2 separate regions of the Homo sapiens genome follow, and region 2 is linked to region 1. The links are chromatin loops, found by intact Hi-C in ENCODE. Cell type or tissue: endothelial cell of umbilical vein. All regions are shown on one strand. Links, peaks and the distances in the headings refer to the core of each region. The heading gives the core; the rest is flanking DNA. Region 1 has its middle 120 kb from the start of SPATA31C2. Region 2 has its middle 66 kb from the start of SPIN1.

What was found. Hi-C counts contacts between places; a loop is a spot of excess contacts. Peaks named below come from ENCODE experiments on the same cell type or tissue, not always from the same donor. Only the 100,000 strongest peaks of a DNase experiment are listed, where the experiment ranks them.
Region 2: it touches region 1 in a loop (2.4-fold over the local background); 1 of 110 quality-filtered maps calls a loop at or near these places.

What each region holds. Positions count from the first base shown.
Region 1 is chr9:88,255,698-88,261,071 of GRCh38, reverse strand. No RefSeq gene overlaps it. Among named protein-coding and RNA genes, the nearest start is that of SPATA31C2, 120 kb to the right of the region's middle. In endothelial cell of umbilical vein, for the core only: no CTCF peak of the experiment used is centred there; DNase peaks (open chromatin) are centred at 2,311 and 2,831; H3K27ac peaks cover 1,104 bases.
Region 2 is chr9:88,320,046-88,325,419 of GRCh38, reverse strand. It overlaps the pseudogene RPSAP49. Among named protein-coding and RNA genes, the nearest start is that of SPIN1, 66 kb to the left of the region's middle. In endothelial cell of umbilical vein, for the core only: no CTCF peak of the experiment used is centred there; no DNase peak of the experiment used is centred there.

The DNA of each region.
Region 1 (5,374 bases), core at 189-5,188:
TTTACAGAGGTAATCAACTTACAGTGAGATCATACTGGTGGGTCCTAACTAACATGACAGGTGTCCTACAAGAAGAGGAGATGAGGACACAGACAGAGGGACAGCCACGTGCGGACACAGGGAGAAGACACCGCCTGCAAGCCAAGGGGAGAGGTCTCAGGAAAAATATCCTTGCCGACACCTGGCTCTCAGACCTGCAGCCTCCAGAACTGTGAGAAAGTAAATGTCTGTTGTTTCAGCCACCCAGCCTGTGGGCCCACGTTGCAGCTGCTCTAGACACCAATGCCCTTTGCATCCATGTGTGCTGGTGAGGCACCGTGCCACCTGGGGCCATTCCCTCGTCCTCTCTGCAGCCCTCGCCCCAAACTCTCTCTGCCTAACGGGTCTGGCCAGCATGTGAGACGGAGCATTTTCCCTCAGTGTTCTGCACTGTTGCATGAATTCTAAAGCACCAGCATTTGGGAGAAAGCAAGGGGGAGTGACAGCTATGGTGCCCATCATTTAGTTGACAATAATAAGGTGCAAGCCAGAGCAAACGTGTGCTCCTCAGCACGGGGACTTGCACCCGTGCTGCAGCCTGCCTTGATTTCCTGGAGTCTGGCATATTTCACTCTGTGAGCAGGAAACCGGCTAACCAATCGGCTGCAGCGCTCTCTACATTAGTATCATGCTACCTGGAAATACATAAGCCTGCCTCGTCATCAATAAGACAATTCAAGATGTCGTCAAAAGAGGGGCCTGTTTTCTTTTTACCGATAAATGTTATTCATTGTCAGCTCATGGGTACTGAGGGGGCTTCGTGCTTCACAGCCCAATCCCTCTGAGTAGACTGCATTTTTTTGTTTTGATAAAATTAGGAAAGTAATCAGCAGAGCTCCTGACTTTGTCCCTCTTTTTTTTTGAGCTGTGTTGTTTGAGAAAGTGCTTGAGCACTGAGGTTGTTGGCAACTGTGGAAGCATTTTGGAAACAAATAATAAAAAAAACATAATAAACACTTTTGTTTACATGTCCTAGCTTTATGGAATCTGAAGAAGACAAAGGACCCACTCACATGTTGGGCACTTGCTTTAAAACCTTACTCTTGGCTGGGCGCGGTGGCTCATGCCTGTAATCCCAGCACTTTGGAAGGTCGAGGCAGGCGGATCACTAGGTCAGGAGATCAAGACCATCCTGGCTAACACAGTGAAAACCCGTCTCTACTAAAAATACAAAAAATTAGCCGGGCGTGGTGGTGGGCGCCTGTAGTCCCAGCTACTCGGGAGGCTGAGGCAGGAGAATGGCGTGAACCCAGGAGGCGGAGCTTGCAGTGAGCCGAGATCGCACCACTGCACTCCAGCCTGGGCAACAGAGCAAGACTCTGTCTCAAAAACAAAACAAAACAAACAAACAAACAAAACCTTACTCTTTAGTAGTCGGCTTCATGGGCTGACAGCTGCACTGTTTCTCAGGGCCCAGCCCTCAGAAGGCCCATGCTTGGCTTAATACTCTGCTATCACCATCTTGAAATTCTTAATAATTTTGAACAAGGGGCCCCCACATTTTCATTTTGCACTCAGTCACGAATTATGTAGCTAGTCCTGCTCTTTAACCAGGAGCCAGAGATACGGTCTCCAAAAGGAACATACCTATTTACTAAGTGAAAGAAGCTAATTTGGAAAGGCTATATGGTTCCAACCCTCTAACATTCTGGAAAAGGCAAAACTATGGAGACAGTAAAAAAAAAGATTAGAGATGAATCAGTCAAGCATAGAGGATTTTTAAGACAGTGAAGCTAGTCTGTGGGATACCGCAGTGGTGGACACATCATTATACATTTGTCCAAGCCCACAGAATGTACAATGCCAAGAGTGAACCCCGGTGTCAACCACGGATTTGGGTGATGATGTGTCAGTGTAGGTTCATCAATGGTAACAGATGGACCACTCTGTGGGGGATGTTGACAATGGGAGAGGCTGTGTGTCTATAGGGCAGGGGAGATATGGGAATGCTCTGTATTTTCTGCTCCTTTTTGCTGTGAACCTGAAACTGCTCTAAAAAAATAAAGTTTACTATAAACAAAAAGAACAATGCACCAATGAGGATCTGGGAATGACAACGTGAGGGTTGTTGTGCAAATGGTCAAATCCGACACCTACAGGGTGAGAACCGGGAGAAGGAGGGCAGAGATCCAGCATCAGGACACGCCTGACCCCAGTTCTGCAGGCTGTGGGGATAATAGAGCTGTCTGCTTTGACGGGGCCAGACCTTGCAGTCCAGTAACCATGCAGGCTGTCCCGACGCCCGTGTCTGCCAAATCTCACTTTTTCCCGGCAACAGGCCAGGTCATACCAGCCGAGAGACTTTTCCGGGAGGCTGAAGGCACACCTTCCTTGTGAAGAATGCTGAGCAGTTGTAGAGTTTGTTTCTTTTAAACACGAAATTGCTGAGGATAAACATGAAATGTTTTATTTATTTAAAAAAATGTTTTTCCTTGTTGCGGTTCCTATTTTTCCTTGTTGTGGTTCCTATTACCCAAAGGATTGGGTTTGCTTTTTTTTTTTTTTTTTTTTGCTGGCATTTCAGGGAACTCTCATTTACAAGCAAAACTCATGCTTTAAGTTTTAGAACAAATCCAGACAGACTGCCATTGGGGTTTACCGGTCTTTAAAAACCAGTGATTTATTTAATGTTGTTGATGAAAACCTAGCTTCCAAAATGTTTTCTTGTGAGATGATTGCTTGGTCTTAGTTTCTAGAAGGCTGAGTTTCTCCACCACTCAATCATGTGCAATGACCTCACCCTTTCATCTGCCCAGGAAGGGAAACCGACTCCAGTGTCCATAGAGACAAGCAAGGGAGTCTGGCTCTCATTTCCTGACTTGCAGAGAATCCGGCTGGCTGCCCCTGGTTTCAGTGGGACTGCTCAAAGCTGAGAGCTCAATTTCAGCAGGAAATGCAGAATCAGCATTAAGAAAGCCAATGTTTCCCAAATTCCAATCAGACAGTGAGTTTCAAATGCTGTATAGTCATGCAGTAGTTTTTGAATAGAAAGCAAGCAAGCATTAAGACAGCAGAAAAGACTATTTTCCAATCTATGAGGTTTGTGTTGCCAAAGGGAGAGAGAGTGCAAGGTTATTCTGGTAACTTAGGAAGTATAAGTGACTGAAGATAACCATTTGTGCATGCTGAGGGGCTTGGTCTGTACAATCCAGCAGGCAAGCATGCTTTCATTGTGTTATCCAGACACTTGAGGCTAAAAAACATGTAGGCCAGGCGCAGTGGCTCACGCCTGTAATCCCAGCACTTTGGGAGGCCGAGGCAGGTGGATCACCTGAGGTCAGGAGTTTGAGACCAGACTGGCCAACATGGTGAAACCCTGTCTCTAACAAAAATACAAAAATTAGCTGGGTGTGGTGGTGGGCGCCTGTAATCCTAGTTACTTGGGAGGCTGAGGCAGGAGAATCGCTGAACCCGGGAGGCAGGAGAATTGCTGAACCCGGGAGGCAGAGGTTGCAGTGAGCTGAGATGGCGCCACTGCACTCCAGCCTGGGCGACAAGAGCAAGATTCTGTCTCAAAACAAAACAAACAAACAAACAAAATCCAACCTTGACTTCTCAGTACCTTGCGTTGTAATCCTGCACAGACTGAGGAGAGATCACGAGCACACAGAAACATTTGGGGTTCTAGGGCATTGAGGCCTGCAAAACAGCTGCCTTGTCTGATGCTCAGGGAGGTTGGGCCGTGCCCTTGGCCATCCACATTCCTTCCTTTACCAGGCTGACATCCCACTGGCAACACCTGGACTGCAGGCTGGTGCGCACCACCTCTGCCCCCTCCACACTTCTCTCTTTGGGTCCCTGTCCCGCTCCAGCACTTACTGCCTCTCCTGGTGGAGCACTTTTTCCTGGACAGTGTCCTGAGGACATCTGGAGAAAGCCCCTGCCCTTCTGAGATCACTTTCTACACCTGCACAATGAGAAAGTGGCACCTGAAGCTACCTACCTGTTCTAAGACATTAACAGGTTTTGAAACCATCAGGTTAGATCCATGGCAATTTCTGGGGAACCCATAGGCACCCCACGAACTCTGCCTTGTTGGAGGAGCTAAGTGAAGAGTTCTGGTTACAGCTGAATGTCCAGGTCAACTCCAGAGGCCCCCCACAGACAGTGGGCTTTCCTCCTGTGTTTGTTTTCTCAGGTTTGCAGCCCACACTGCTCTGAGCAAATATAAACCTGCTATTTGTCCAATGCTTTAAATCCCAACAACATTCCCAGATTAAACATCATACATACTCAAGTGACGGTGATTTGAGATTGGCCAAGCTGGCAGAATCTAGTTTAACAGTGGAGGGCGTTGGGGTGCAATGGAGAGAATTCAGACTTGGAGTCAAGGGAAAGTCAGCTGTAATGTGAACAATCTTCTTGGCCTTCTGCAGGTGTTACTTCCTTTGTGCCGTATTTTCCTTTCCAGCCAAATAGGAACTCCTTTATAGGGTTGTTAGGAGGCTCAATAGTCACGTCTTTTTTTTTTTTTTGAGTTACAGCCTCACTCTGTCATCCAGGCTGGAGTGCAGTGGCACGATCTCAGCTCACTGCAACCTCTGCCTCTTGGATTCAAGCGATTCCCCTGCCGCAGTCTCCTGAGTAGCTTGGATTACAGGCTCCCGCCACCATGCCTGAGGCTGTTTCTCTGCTCAGGTCCCAGTGGCTGGTCTAGTTCCTCCACATACTTATGGTAACTTGGTCCTTTCCCTTACACTATTTTTGCGTGTTTCCTTTACAACTAAGAGTTCTACTCATGCGATATTTTAGTAAGGCAAAATATCTGGTCAATTGAACACACCCAATCCTGTAGTGAGACAAGTGCATCAGGGTGGAAAGATCTAGCTTTCAAGTTTGTCCAATGTATGGCATTTCACATTTTTATTTTCTTTTATTTTGAGACAGGGTATTGCTGCCACCCAGGCTGGAGTGCAGTGGCATGATCTCGGCTCACTGCAACCTCTGCCTCCTAGGCTTAAGCAATCTTCCCACCTCAGCCTCCTGAGTAACTGGGACCACAGGCACGTGCCACTCCACACCCAGCTAATCTTTCTTTCCTTCTTCTTTTTTTTTGAGACAGGATTTTGGCACGTTGCCCAGGCTGGTCTTGAACTCCTGGGCTCAAGTGATCTGCCTGCCTTGGCCTCCCAAAGTGCTGAGATTACAGGCATGAACCACCACGCATGGCCTCAAATTTTAATCTTTGAACACATTCCTAAGAAAGAAATACATTTGACATTGGGACTTGCTTTCAATGCACATGCACACACAGACACACATGGGAACATACAAAACACTTCATGATTTTTAAAAATTTAGAGATGGGGTCTCACCATGTTGCCCCAGCTGATCT
Region 2 (5,374 bases), core at 129-5,128, 64 kb before region 1:
TTTTTTTTTTTTTGGAAACTGATGTTTATTTTCCATCAACTTTATTTCCATGTTGCTTAAGGGCCTGTGCAAGAAGTGCTTAAGACCAATCAGTGGTTGCTGCTACCCACTCAGTGGCCTGAGCAGTGGGAGCTGCAGACTAGACTTCCGTGGCAGGCTGAGCACTCCAGTCTTTAGTAGGGAACTGTGAATAGGCACAGAGGGCACCTGCATACCTTCAAACCAGTCTGCAATCTCAGGCTGAGTAGCAGTGAACTCAGGAGCTAGAGCAGTCCACTCACCCTGAAATTCCTCCTTGGTCACAGCCTTTTCAGCAGCAGCCTGCTCTTCTTTTTCAATCTCTTCAGGATCTCTGTAGAAGTAGAGATCAGGCATGACCTCCCACGGGTGTTCACAGGAAATGGTGCCACGCATGTGCAGAACTTCCCGAGCTGGCATCCACCATATCTGACCCACTGAGGGAGCTCCCTTGTTGTTGCATGGGATGGCAATGTCCACACAGTGCAGAGGAGAATCTGTGTTACACAGAGCGATGGTAGGTAGGTTAACATAAGATGCCTCCGTGAGAGGCTGGTGGTCAGCCCTGGGGTCGGTAACCACAAGAAGCCGTGGCTCCCGGAAGGTTGCCTGGATCTGGTTAGTGAAGGTTGCAGGAGTGAAGCGGCCAGCAATTGGAGTGGCTCCAGTGGCAGCAGCAAACTTCAGCACGGCCCTCTGGCCAGTATTCCTGGAGAATATGACACTGACATCAGCAGGGTATTCAATGGCAACAATGGCATGAGCTGCCAGCAGAAGCTTCTCCCAGGTCCTCTTCAGATTTGTGATGTAGGTGCCATAACTTTTCCTTTTATAGATGTACTGTTTCATCTGGAAGTCAAGATTGGTGCCACCTAAGTGGGTTCCTGCTGCAAGGAACTTAAGGACATCCTTCTTCTTCATTTGCAGGACATCAAGGGCTCCGCACATTGTGAAAGTTTTCCTTGAAGTTACGATGGGAATCCAGAACGCCGTATGGACCCCTCTGTGGGTAGCGCAGAAATAATTTTTGTATTTTCAGTAGAGACGGGGTTTCACCATGTTGGCCAGGCTGGTTGTGAACTCCTGACCTCGTGATCTGCCGTCCTCCGCCTCCCAAAGTGTTGGGATTACAGGCGTGAGCCACCACGCCCAGCCTCTTCTTTCCTTCTTTTCCTCTTTCTGGAATTCCTACTGGGTAGGTGTTGTACCTCTGTATTAATCATCTATATCTCTTATTGTTTCTGGCCTATTTTCTGTTTCCTGTTCTCTTTATTCTCTGTGACCTCCTAAACATTATTGTCCACCCATATTTATTATTTTACATTTTGTGAACCATAATTTTAATTTCCAGAGGCTTTTACTGTGGTTCTTCTCACAGGGCTTATTTTTCACTGTGTCATGTTCTTGTTTTATTGTTTTATGGATGGAATATTTTCTAAAATCTCTCTGGGGATGCTGATCAAAGAAGTTCTGTTCTTTCATGTTCTTTGTTTTATGTTCTTTTTTCTTTGTGAGACGGCGTCTCAGTGCAACCTCCACCTCATGGGTTCAAGCGATTCTCCTGCCTCAGCCTCCTGAGTAGCTGGGATTACAGGCGTCTGCCACCATGCCCAGCTAATTTTTGTATTTTTAGTAAAGACAGGATTTCACCACGTTGGCCAGGCTGGTCTCAATCTCCTGAACTCGTGATCTGCCCGCCTCGTCCTCCCAAAGTACTGGGATGACAGGCCTGAGCCACCGTGCCAGGCCTGTTTTATGTTCTTATGTTCTCTGAATTCTCTCTGTGTTCTTTGAGGTTAAACTTCTATCTTTGTCTTTCTCTCTCTTTTGGAATCCTCATTGCTTTCTTTCATACCACAGGTTTTCTCTAATTCTGCAGCGAGCCTCTGTTAAGCTTTTATATTTGAGAATGAGGGACTATAAAAGCTGACAGAAACTCTGGGACATGAACAGGGACTGCTGCCTTTAGATCACCCTTTGTGGGGAGGCCTTTACTCTGGTCATGCACACCAGCTGCTCAAGTCCCTCCAGACTGTGCACATGATTCTTTGCCTGGAGTCATTACCTGGCTGGATGTCCTCACAGTTCTGTGCATGGGGTGGGGTGGGGATGGGGGTGTTGACTGTTCTACACACAGGTCTTCAATCCTGATTGATTTTCAGCCCTACTGGACTCTCCTGCCTCTAACTGTGGAGCCCTGGCCCCATCCCAGACTCTACAGAGCACAGTAGTTTCTTCCATGGCTCCACCCTCCATCATCCCATCCCACCAGTAGCTGCTTGTCTAGCTGTGGCTTCCTCTGAGTTGTGGTTTCCTCTGCTATTTCCTCCAGCAACGTTCTTCACTCTGGGTTCAGTGTTGCGGAAATGGTCTGTCGTCTTCCCTCTGCAGATGTCATCATCAGCATTGTCCTCATTCTATTTGTGGGTTTTTTTTACACCTGTCCCATTCCTTCACTTGTGTGCTGTTGCTGGAACCTATGGGAGGCTCCTAGCCTATGACAAACCAGGCACAAAGGTCCAAAGAAACTACAGAGCTAAGTGCAGAAACAGAAAGATTCTGATACAAGTGTTCTGATGTAAACATTTAACATATTGAATTGTTTGGGGCATTTGATCCAACTGCAAACACGTACATCCATGATTTAGTTGCTAAGACACATTCTGGCCCTATGCAGAATCTGTAAATGCCTTTCCTCCAACTCTGTAAAATTGAATCTGTGGGCCTGGCACAGTGGCTCACGCCTGTAATCCCAGCACTTTGGGAGGCCGAGGCAGACCGATCACCTGAGGTCAGGAGTTTGAGACCAGCCTGACCAACATGGAGAAATCCCGTCTCTACTAAAAATACAAAAATTGGCTCACGCCTGTAATCCCAGCACTTTGCGGGGGCCAAGGCGGGTGGATCACGAGGTCAGGAGATCGAGACCATCCTGGCTAACACGGTGAAACCCCGTCTCTACTAAAAATACAAAAAAAAAAAAAAATTAGCCGGGTGTGGTGGCCGGTGCCTGTAGTCCCAGCTACTCAGGAGGCCGAGGCAGGAGAATGGTATGAACCCGGGAGGCAGAGCTTGCAGTGAGCTGAGATCGCACCACTGCAACTCCAGCCTGGGTGACAGAGTGAGACTCTGTCTCAAAAAAAAACAAAAACAAAAACAAACAAATGAAAAAAAACAAAATTAGCCGGGCGTGGTGGCACATGCCTGTAATACCAGCTACTCGGGAGGCTGAGGCAGAAGAATTGCTTGAACCCAGGAGGCGGAGGTTGTGGTGAGCCAAGACTGCACCATTGCACTCCAGCCTGAGCAACAAGAGTGAAAATCCGTCTCAAAAAAAAAAAAAAAAATTTGAATCTGCGACCTCAGAGATTCAGTGTTCTAAATCGCTGCCTGTTTTAGAAACCAGCCTGTGTGGCTGAGGCCCTACAGCATGTGATCCTGTCCACATCTGTCATGAGTAGCACAAGGTCAGACATAACCAGATCCATGCAAGTTGGTGTCTTTCCACAAGGCTGGACTTTTATTGATGCTATTTCAGTTATAAAAGCCATGAACTACATGAAGTTCCCACAGAGGCAATTCTCCTTAGTACATCCCATTTACTCAGTAGTCAGAGCCTTGGGCACACAGGCTGAAACCCCTCCACAGGTCAGTCAATACTGCAAACCATACATTAGAGTATACTTAATCAATATATAAATATTGCAGATTAAACATTCCACATCAAACAAAACAACATTTAACATCAAGAGTAAAGGGGAGGCCAGGCACGATGGCTCACGCCTGTAATCCCAACACTATGCGAGGCTGAGGTGGGTAGATCACTTGAGGCCCGGAGTTTGAGACCAGCCTGGCCAATATGGTGAAACCCTATCTCTACTAAAAATACAAAAATTAGCCGGATGTGGCGGTCCAAGTCTGTAGTCCCAGCTACTTGGGAGGCCGAGGCATGAGAATCACTTGAATCTGGGAGGCAGAGGTTGCAGTGAGCCAAGATTTCACCACTGCACTTCAGCCTGGGTGACAGAGAGAAACTCTGTTTCAGAAAAAAAAAAAAAAGAGTAGAGGGGATAGGAAGAGAGTTTCACAAACCAGTCCAAGGAGAGCAATATGGACAGTGTCCTCAGCTGGTCCGGGCACTTGTCAACATCTTGCAAGAAAGAGTTTTTGATGCAGGCCGAGCCTTCAGTGGCAGATGCTGGGCACCGATCACCAGTGACAGCAAGACAGTGTCTGTTAAGACGGCCATTTTGAGCTCATGACGTTCTGCATGTTTTATGGCCACAGAGTCCTCTGGTGAGGACTGATGGTAAAAGAGTGTGCCTGTTTATGTCCTGGTCTGGTTGGGTGCCATCTTTATTAATTAGGTGAACCTCTGGTCCTTGTTGGTGTGGTGCCTTCCGAAATGTAAGATGGAGTCTTTTTCTAAGATGGAGTCACTTATGTCAAGCATGCTCCATACACCCTCTCTCCTGGCGCCGATGGCACTGCCCTGGAGCCCGCTGGAATCGGGGCTGTGGTAGCTTGTGATATGCGGGTGTGGCATTGTGGCCAGCCACCCAGGCTTCATTTTCTGCTGTGCTGGTTTCCCTGACAGCATTTACTGCCAAGCTGCTGGGACCCCTAACTATATCCTGTCACTTGGGCCTTTCATTGAATGACAAATGGCCCAGGGACTTAGTAGTTTAAGATGACAACCATCATTTCATATGTGCAAACTTCTGTAGGTCCAGAGTTGGGCAGGGCTCAGCCAGGTTAGTTTTGCTGCAGGTGATGTCAGTTGGCAGATGGGCTGGGGGCGGGGACCCCTGGGGCTGGCCCAGGCAGGATGGCTAAAGCAGTTGAAGGCTGGACAGACGTCTCTCTTATTCCAAGTGGTCTCTTTCTCAGGGAGCCTTGTCTCTGTGTGGTGCTTAGGGCCATGCTTGTACTAGGGAGGAGTGCACAACGGTGAAGGAGGCAGAAGGAGGATGAGGAGCTGCAGGCTGCCCCTGGCCCAGTCTTGGTAGCCACACCAAGGGACTCCTGCTGCGTGCTCTTGGTCAAAGCCTGTCTTGGGCCAGCCCAATGCAAAGGGAGGGAAGTCCATTCCACCTCTTGGTGGAGGAGGGGCAAGTCACTCGGCAGAAGGGCAGCTGGGGTGGGGATGTTGCTGCAACTTTCTCTGGAAACATAGCCTACACCCTGGGCCCCAGCATGGTCTCTTTCCCTGGGGACAGCCTCTACCCTGGTGAACTCAGTGACCAGTGGCTGAGTCCAGATGCTGGCCTTGGTTACTTGGAGGTGGCTTTGTCTAGGATAAGGAATGTGGCTATGCCTCACCAAGTCCTGAAACAACGGAAATGCCTTTCAAATC